2 separate regions of the Mus musculus genome follow, and region 2 is linked to region 1. The links are chromatin loops, found by intact Hi-C in ENCODE. Cell type or tissue: left cerebral cortex. All regions are shown on one strand. Each heading gives the region's core, and the rest is flanking DNA. Links, peaks and the distances in the headings are about the cores only. Region 1 has its middle 71 kb from the start of Gm32931. Region 2 has its middle 11 kb from the start of Arid5b.

The links. Hi-C counts contacts between places; a loop is a spot of excess contacts. Peaks named below come from ENCODE experiments on the same cell type or tissue, not always from the same donor. Only the 100,000 strongest peaks of a DNase experiment are listed, where the experiment ranks them.
Region 2: it touches region 1 in a loop (2.3-fold over the local background); 1 of 42 quality-filtered maps calls a loop at or near these places.

The regions. Positions count from the first base shown.
Region 1 is chr10:68,891,279-68,895,677 of GRCm38, reverse strand. No RefSeq gene overlaps it. Among named protein-coding and RNA genes, the nearest start is that of Gm32931, 71 kb to the right of the region's middle. In left cerebral cortex, for the core only: no CTCF peak of the experiment used is centred there; a DNase peak (open chromatin) is centred at 2,110.
Region 2 is chr10:68,287,062-68,291,460 of GRCm38, reverse strand. No RefSeq gene overlaps it. Among named protein-coding and RNA genes, the nearest start is that of Arid5b, 11 kb to the right of the region's middle. In left cerebral cortex, for the core only: no CTCF peak of the experiment used is centred there; a DNase peak (open chromatin) is centred at 1,707.

The sequences.
Region 1 (4,399 bases), core at 319-4,318:
CAGCATTAGGAAGGTTGAGAACTTCTGCTCTAAACCAATGAGGCCCACAACTGTGTTAGTCCCTTGTTGTGTTCAAATACCTTGAAGACCGAGCATTTTAGGGAAGGAGTTTATTTTGGCTTAAGGTCAAAGAGAGTGTCCATCTTGGTGGTGGGAGGCATGCAACAGTCAGATTATGTGCTGTGGCAGGAACAAGAAGCCGGGTGATCACATTTCATTCCACACAGGAAGCAGCAGAGTGAAAGAGCCAGAAGTGAGGTGAGGCTAGAGAGTCTCAAAGCCCACCCCTACTGATAATATACTTCCTCCAGAAAGACTCTACCTCCTACAAGCTCCCATAACCTCTCCAGAAAGTCCCACCAGCTGGAGATGGAGTGTTCGAGCACAAGAGCCTGTCGGGGGTGTTTCTTATTCAAACCACCTCAATGACAAAGCACTCAGGGCCTTGTCGGTTGCAATTGACATGTGAACTTAGCCGGCTGGTGTTAAAAGTCATGAATAAGCCGGGCAGTGGTGGCACACGCCTTTAATCCCAGCACTTGGGAGGCAGAGGCAGGTGGATTTCTGAGTTCGAGGCCAGCCTGGTCTACAGAGTGAGTTCCAGGACAGCCAGGGCTACACACAGAAACCCTGTCTCAGAAAAAAAAAAAGTCACAAATAGGGTGCTTCTTGTCAGTCTGTCTCCTTGGCCTTCCGGGGGTCCTTTTAAGCCAATATACTTTTTCCTATATTTGTTTTTCAAGTCTCTGCTAAGCCTGCAGGCCCTAGTCTTTGCTTAAGCCTTCTCTAGCTCCTTTCTGAAATATGGATCAGCTCGACCTCACTTTCCCCCTATCTTGATAATTTCAACTCTACTAATTTGTTGAAATGATAACCCTGACACAGCAGCATCCATGTTTGGAAGAGGCCACTGATGGGCAACAGGCACTACCGTGAAAAAAAAAGGAACGATCCCCTAACCTGGGAAACTTCAGGCATCTTGACGTTTGGATGGAGAAGTGAGGTGAGTCTAGTTACGTGCTCCCAGTCCTGTGTCTGGGGATGGACAGGTTTCTGTGGGGGGAAAAGCCAGTGACATTTTCCACACATACCTCAAATACCAGTGTGTTGTCAATCTTGATCTTCTCCTCCTCCTCCTCCTCCTTTTCTTCTGATTCTTTGTCTTCATCGTCTCCTCCTCCTCTTCCTCCTCTTCCTTTTCTTCTTCTAAACACTTTTGTAGTTAATTATCATGTGACTGATTTGGGTATATTCTAAATGTAACCCCTGATTCATGCACAAAAGAGTGGCTATTATGGCAGAAGTGGTGGCGCAAGAATTAAGAGCACTTACTGCTCTAACACATGATCTGCTTGGGTTCTCAGCATCCGCACTAGGTGGCTCACAACAACTTCCTGTGACTCCGGCTGCAGGAATCGGAGGATCCCTACATGCCCATACACATATCAAAGACATAGAGAGCACACATGTGTGCGCACACATCACATGGTCATCACCAATCCCTTCTCTTCACAGCTTTCTGAAGAGAAGTGAAGTGTCCACAAAACACTTAGGGAAAATCTGGAGGCAAGGTGGAATTGATACCCATATATGTCTCAATAAGGTAAATGTAGAAAATGATGTTATTTCTACCCTGCTGGGATGAGACAAGATTTTGGGATGTCTACAGTGGGCTTCTGGGGGGAAAAACATTTTGAATTACATAGTTACTTTAGGGAAAAAAAAAGAACACTGACTAAGAAAAAATGGATTTAAATTTGCATATAACTTTAAATCAATTAATTTTTGAAATGACAAGAATTGAGCCCATTTGTCACTGTGTACAGAAGTCTTGCACAATTTGCTGAGAGAGTGTAAATATAATCACAATATCAGGAAGTTTTTACAAGGAAACCGAACAGATTGTGCCCAAGGACCATTTCAGCCTCTGGACCTTCGGATGGTCGCTTTGAAGAGGACAAAGCTCTCTGGTTATTGTGATCTCTAGCCCCTCCCATCTCATTGCCACTTGTAGATTGCTCTTGGCATGCTGAGGCTCCTGGGAGCCAATGCTGGCAAGCCCCACCACAGGCCACCGAGGCTGTGTAAGCCTGGCTCGAAACAAACAGGAATGAAACAAATGTTGCCTAATGCGAGCCTTCCTCAGAAGCATAAGGCTAAATTCTCATGGCTTGAAAAGAGCCTTTTTGAAAGGAGACATTTGGGACATGTCTTGAGCTGTCACTACATGATACTCAGACGAGAGGAGCCGGGGTGACTTGAGGCACCTCACTTCAGAGAGGACACTGGCAGAAGCATTCACAGAGGGCATCTTGCCCTGAGATCCTGGAGGCCTGTGGCTGAACTGGCTTCCTCTGCCCCACTTGAGCTCAGTTCTACTGAGCTTAGTGACTGTGCACTTCCTCAGAGGGTGAAGGAAGAGCCCTGACTGGTTCTGAAAAATCCCCATTAACTCTGCTCTCCCTCCTCTGAGTAATTTTATGCTTTGTATGATTGTTTCCCAGCAGTGGGTTCAGGGAGAAACTGCATGTTCTCACTAAGCCTAATGATTGCTCTGTAAATATTTATAAATCCAATGCTCTCTTTCCTCTGCCCATACTCCATCTGCCTATATCTTCTCACAAGGCCCTGCCTGACTTTCCTAGACTCTCGTCAACATTCCGTAGGGCTGGGAAGGTATTTTGGTGGCAGCTGACGTATTTCTGGGTTTGCCTACTTATAGTTTGGGAATCTTCATTAGGCAGCCTCATTCAGAAACATCCTACGGCTGCCTCAACCTGCAGAGCATACAGGAACAGAGACACAGCCTCTTCGTATTTTTCAAAAGAGAGCAACTTTTTAGTAAATTCAATTATCAATTGAGGACAGTTCACCCTGAGTGCAGTGATGTAATATATACTATAAATGGTTTTTCATGTGTGTGTTTTCATGTGTTTATATGTGTGTGAGAGAGTGTGTGCATGTGTGTAATAAACAAGGAAGAGAAAGGGTAAGATGAAATCTCAAAGTAATTTTGATTTGCATTTCCCAGCTGATGAAGGATGCTGAGTATGTTTTTAAGTATTTCTCAGATATTTGAGTTTCCTCTTTTGAGAATTTGCTGTCTAGATCTATACTGTATTTTTAATTAGGTTATTTGTTTCTTGATATCTAGGGTTTTTTGCTTTTTTTTTTTTTTGAGTTCTTTCTGTATCTTTGGATATTAGCCCTCCATCAGACATGAAGTTGGTAGAAATCTTTTCCTATTCTGTAGGCTGCTGCTTCACCCGAATGACAATGGCCTTTGCCATACATAAGCTTTTCAGTTTCACGAGGTCCCATTTATTAATTGTTGGTATTATCACCTGTGCTAATTCTGTTTCTGTTCAGAGAAATCTTTTCCTGGGCCAATCGGTCCAAGGCTACTCTTCACTTTCTCTTCTGCCAGGTGTGACGTATCTGGCATTATGTTGAGGTCCAGTTTTGCACAGAGTGGTAAGTCTGGATCCATTCCTATCATTTTTCTAGCTTTATGTGTGTGGGTGTCTCTCCTGCCTGTGGGCATGCATTCCATGTTCATGCATGCCCGATGACTGCAGAAGCCAGAAGAGAGCATCAAATTCACTGAAACCCAAGCTACCAATGATTATAAGCCACCTTGTAGTCATTGAAAGTTGAGCCCAGGTCTTCTGGAAGAGTAACCAGTGCTCTTAACCAGAAAGCCATCTTTCTGGCCCCTCTTTGATTTAAATATTAAAAGGTGTTCAAATTTAATGTAAATAATTTCCCCAAATGCAACAGAGGGTAATTTATCAATCGGGTTGGGGTCGGGGTGGGGGGTGGGGTGGGGGAGTGGAGCTGCCTCAGTGACGCTGAGGAGCATGATCAGGTAGGCATCTGTTGCCTAAGTGAGGAGAAAGTCCAATCTGAACTCTTTGATTGGGTGGAAATATACTTTGGAATATTCTGGACGAGCCCTGCTGTCACAGACTGTAGAGGGGTGGGAACTGCTGCCCTTTAGTCAGCGTGTTGCTCGGCATAGGCAGAAGGCAGCTCTGGAGCCAATCCAGCCAATCCTTTGTCTGTCTCAAATAATCCAGATTTCAAAATTTGATTCATTTCAATCCCAGATTCCTGTTCCGGTGGTTCTCCCCAGAGGCACGTCACTTGGGGATGGCAGTGGGTTTGTGGATTGTGGATTGTGGACTGGCAGCTTCCAGGCAGTTGGCTTTCCGCACATCTGGAACATACCATACCAGGCAGTACCTTTCTCCTTATCATAAGCAAAGAGGAAACTCAAAGTCCCCAAGGCACGATTGCATTTCTGGTTAGCACTTGGGTATATCTGCACACCAACCTTAGAAACCCAGGGCTCCACCTAGGAAGACAGCTTAGATAACCCTAGTACGAAAGTTTATCT
Region 2 (4,399 bases), core at 141-4,140, 600 kb after region 1:
CTGACATGCAATCTCAATCAAGGGTCAGGTGAAAGACATAGATGCTTCAAAAACTTGATCCTAAATATCTCATCAGGGCAGTAGCTCTTTCTGCAAAGTAGGCATTGCTTTAATTACAGCCGTCTATGCACCGGCTTCTATATTTTATGTACCTTTTATTTGTGCTCTGTGTCTTGTCTCCCAAGCTAGGTGATAGATGTCTTAAAGGTAGAGACTCTGCTTCTTGCTTTGGCCTCTCCCTCTTTCTCAGCATGGTGCTAGGACCCATCCGACTCTGCCACTTGCTACCTATTAAACTGTGAAGATACCTCAGTCTCTTCCCCAAAAAAATATTGAAAACAAGAGCACCACGTTCACAGAGTTGGTGCAGATTAAATTTCAAGAGAGTTCTGCAAAGTTACTAAGAATATGTTCAGGGCTTGGTGACTGGGAGTTACATCTGTCACAGGTTGGATTAAATTCTCATACTCTGTGTATATGGGATGCCAGGTGCCATTGGCAGGAGACAAAAAAAGAATAGGAGATACGACTCCTCCTTAACAAGTGCAGAGTGTAAGATCCACAGTGGGCAGATAATTCAACGTGCAGTCCATGCTACATAGTGAAGAGTCTGGTTGGAGTATGTGGAAAGCTCTATCAGAATACAGCTAAAAGAGCCATCAATATATCATCCTCCCTCATGCTTTGAGGTACAAACAGGAGCTTCCTATAGGCAGAGAAGAACCATAAGGCTTGACAGAACAGCACAGGCAAATATACACAAAGCTTAGCTCTTCAGGTATGGCATGGGGATCTGAGACACTTCCAAGAGGTCTTGTAGGTCAAGACAATAACCACCACAACACCAAAAACATCAATTGCTTCTCTTCTCTATTTATCTGTCACAAAACTACCATGGACTTTCCCAGCAACCCTGTGGCTCGTGGCAGACCTTGATAGTATCTTTTCCCATCATGGCTTATTTTGGAAAGGACAAATATTTTCATTAGAAAATTGTTTTCTCACAAATTTATTACTTTAACGTAAGTTAGTGAGTAAATAATTGTAGCTATTTCTACGTTAATCTCTAAGATTGGGGTCTGTGTATAGCTATGTGTTTACATATGTGTTCATAGTTAGATACACATAGACATCTCTACCATAAACAAAGACTCTGGTGTCCCCGGTGATCATCAAAAGTGAAGAGCGATCACGAGACCATCAATATAGACATAAAGTTGCCTGGTGTGCTCAAGGAATAAATGAATAAATGAAAGCCAGCAGTTAGCTGGCTCCAGTTCCTTTTGGAAGTAGACAGAGTATAAATTATAAATCCACACATTGCATATTTCATATACAATGAATATGATTATCACGTCCTCTCTGCAATGAACACCCGATAAAACATGTCCAAATTCTGAAAGAGTTAACCTGAATTTATTGGTGATTTCAAGAAAGGATGATAGGGCAGATTTAGTTAATCCAGGGAAAGTCATCGCGTATAAATTTGCAAACTAAAATATTCCCTTGGCTGAGGTCATATGTTTAATTTTAGCAAGTAGGGTGAGTGTGTTTGGGGAGGTATTTATACTGTGCAGTGACTACTGAGCTGGGGATGGGTTTGACAGAGAAAACAACGGTGTGGCCTTTATTATTTTCAGTGCAAGAAAAGAAAAAAATGAACTATTAATGTGCTGTTCTGGTTGAGAATTTAAACTCTCCAAAAAATCTGGAAATTCAAAGTCATGGTACCCATAGCAACCATAACTCTGCCCCCTTGCATGCCCAGTGAGGAGTATTTTGTATCGAGGTACATGCTGTGAAATCTATGCCTAAATGTGCTATATAGCGGAGTTACAGTTGCTGTGGGAACTGTAAGTTTGAATTGCCTGCCTTTTGTGTCATTAAACTTTCAGCTGAGGCACTGCATTAACGGAGGGTTTTTTTTCTCCTCTCTCTTTCTCTCTCTACTGCTTCTCCTCATTTAAAAAGAAATTGATTGGACATATTTTAAAAAATAAGATATAAACGGTGTTAGATTCAAATGGTAGGGTGAAGCAAGGCAGCTTCCCAGGCAGACAGGCTGATATAGCATTAGTGAATTACTGCATTTCCATATTGTGACTTGCAACAATTCATAAAACAAGCCACTATTTATATAACGCCTTTCATTCTGAAGGGGGGTCCCCTCACCAACGCAGGCAGTAACTGAGCCACATTGGGCAAGACAACTCAATAAATATTTGACAATACCCAACAAAAGTGTACAGTGCTTTAGGGCAAGCACCAAGGATGAAAGACACTGTCATCCACTGGGTGGAACTAAACCCAAGGAGTGTTCTGTCCTTTGGTGGCACTAGCAAGATCCTTGGTAGCTGGCTAGTGATGGCACACACCTTTAATCCCAGCACTTGGGTAGCAGAGGCAGGCAGATTTCTGAGTTCAAGGCAAACCTGGTCTAGAGAGTGAGTTCCAGGCTACACAGAGAAACCCTGTCTCAAAAAAAACCAGGAAAAAAAGTCCTTGGTATCCAGTCAATGAGCTGCATCTCTCAGAACTATAGATATTTACCACCTCTGTTTACCAGGAAGATTTTTTTCTAGAGCTCTTGACAAAGAATACCTTCCGAAGGTCACCTGATTGAGTCTACTCTTTCTAGCTTGGGAATGTATCCCTGCACCCTTGAATGGGGTCCCCCAGCCTCTACTACAGAGGGCAAAGACTTTGAGGAACACTCGGTCTCCCTCACAATCACGCCCCATGCCACATCAGCACAGAAACAGTCACAGACAATAGATACCTAGACAATCATGGCTGCCTCCATATAAAGTTGATTTCTGGACTCCAAAATTCAAATTTCCTATGACTATCACGTGGCACATACTACCATTCTCCAAATGAACTTTGAATCGTTTAAAATGATGGTAGACTATAGGAAGCTGAGTCTTGTTTTGGAATCTGAAGCAGCATGTCCTACTCAGGGCCATGTTTAGGTAACAGTGGACCTCTAAGCATTTAACAACTAGTTCTTCTTTCACCCCCCACCCAAAATGTGCATGTGTCTGTGTATATATAAATACATGCTATATATATATATATGTATATATATATATATGCTATATAGATGTCTACACATCTGTATACATGCATATACTATCTATATCTAATTATATACATATGTTGGGGATATAAATTTGTTATACATTGCTGGGGTTTGAATGTAAAATTCCCCCCACCCCTCACATGAGCTCATGTGTTTGAATATTGGTCCCCAGTTGGGAAGGTTGGGGAACCTTTAGGAGGGGGAGCCTCTCAGGAGGAAGGGAGTCACTATGGGTGGGCCTTAAAGTTTAACAGCCCAGCCCCTCTTTCTGCCTGGTCTTTGCTTCCAGTCTGCGGATGCAACATCCCTTCAAAACACAAGCCAAAACACTGATGATTGTGATGCTAATGATGATAAGGCCTTCATCCCTTAGAAGGCTTTTTTGGGGGGGAGGGGGTAGACATCTTATCATGTCAGCAGACAAAGTACCTACACATATATTTTACTAACATGAAAGAAAGGCCCAAACAGTAACAAAATCAGCAATTGTGCTCATAAAATACAGCAGTTTGTTCTCCCTGTACCTTTTGTACGTATTTGCTAACTCTACCCAGAGCTATAGTCTCAAAGTGAGTGCTGACTAACATTTTTATCTTTCCCAAAGAGTAAAACAGAAGTAATAAATAAATAAATAAATAATAAATAAGGATGCATCCCTGAATTTTGTTCTTTCTTTAATAATACAAGCAACTTCGTATTGATATTAAATGATGGGTTTTAAATATTTTCTCAATTTTTTTTGATGCTAGTCACAAAATAATTGGAAACAGATTTGAGCATTCTTACTTTTATGTTTAATTTGCTGATTAGTCAAGGATCTCCAGGGGAAGAGGACCAAAAAAGTGTGTGTGTGTGTGTGTGTGTGTGTGTGTGTGTGTGTGTGTGTGTGTGTGTGTGTGTGAGAGAGAGAGAGAGAGAGAGAGAGAGAGACAGAGAGAGACAGAGAGACAGAGACAGAGAGACAGAGACAGACACAGAGACACAGAGACACACAGAGAGGGAGAAAGAGACAGAGACACAGAGAGAGGGAGAGAAAGAGACACAGAGAGAGAACTGTTGTGTTATAAAGCATCTACGTATGTGACATATAGTGGACAATAACAGACACTAAGAAGGCATGAAGCCATTGTTTTGGGTTCACATCGAAGGTCTAAGAAAACCAAATTCCTAGCTCTAGTTGAGTAAGAGTGCTCTCCTTCCTTAACCTGTCTGTGCTAATCATGGTTTCAACTACTCTTCCTTCCACATTAGGAGACACAGTCCATTTCCTGAGTAAAATGTGAACCCCATTCAGTGACTTCCTTCCAAACACACCCA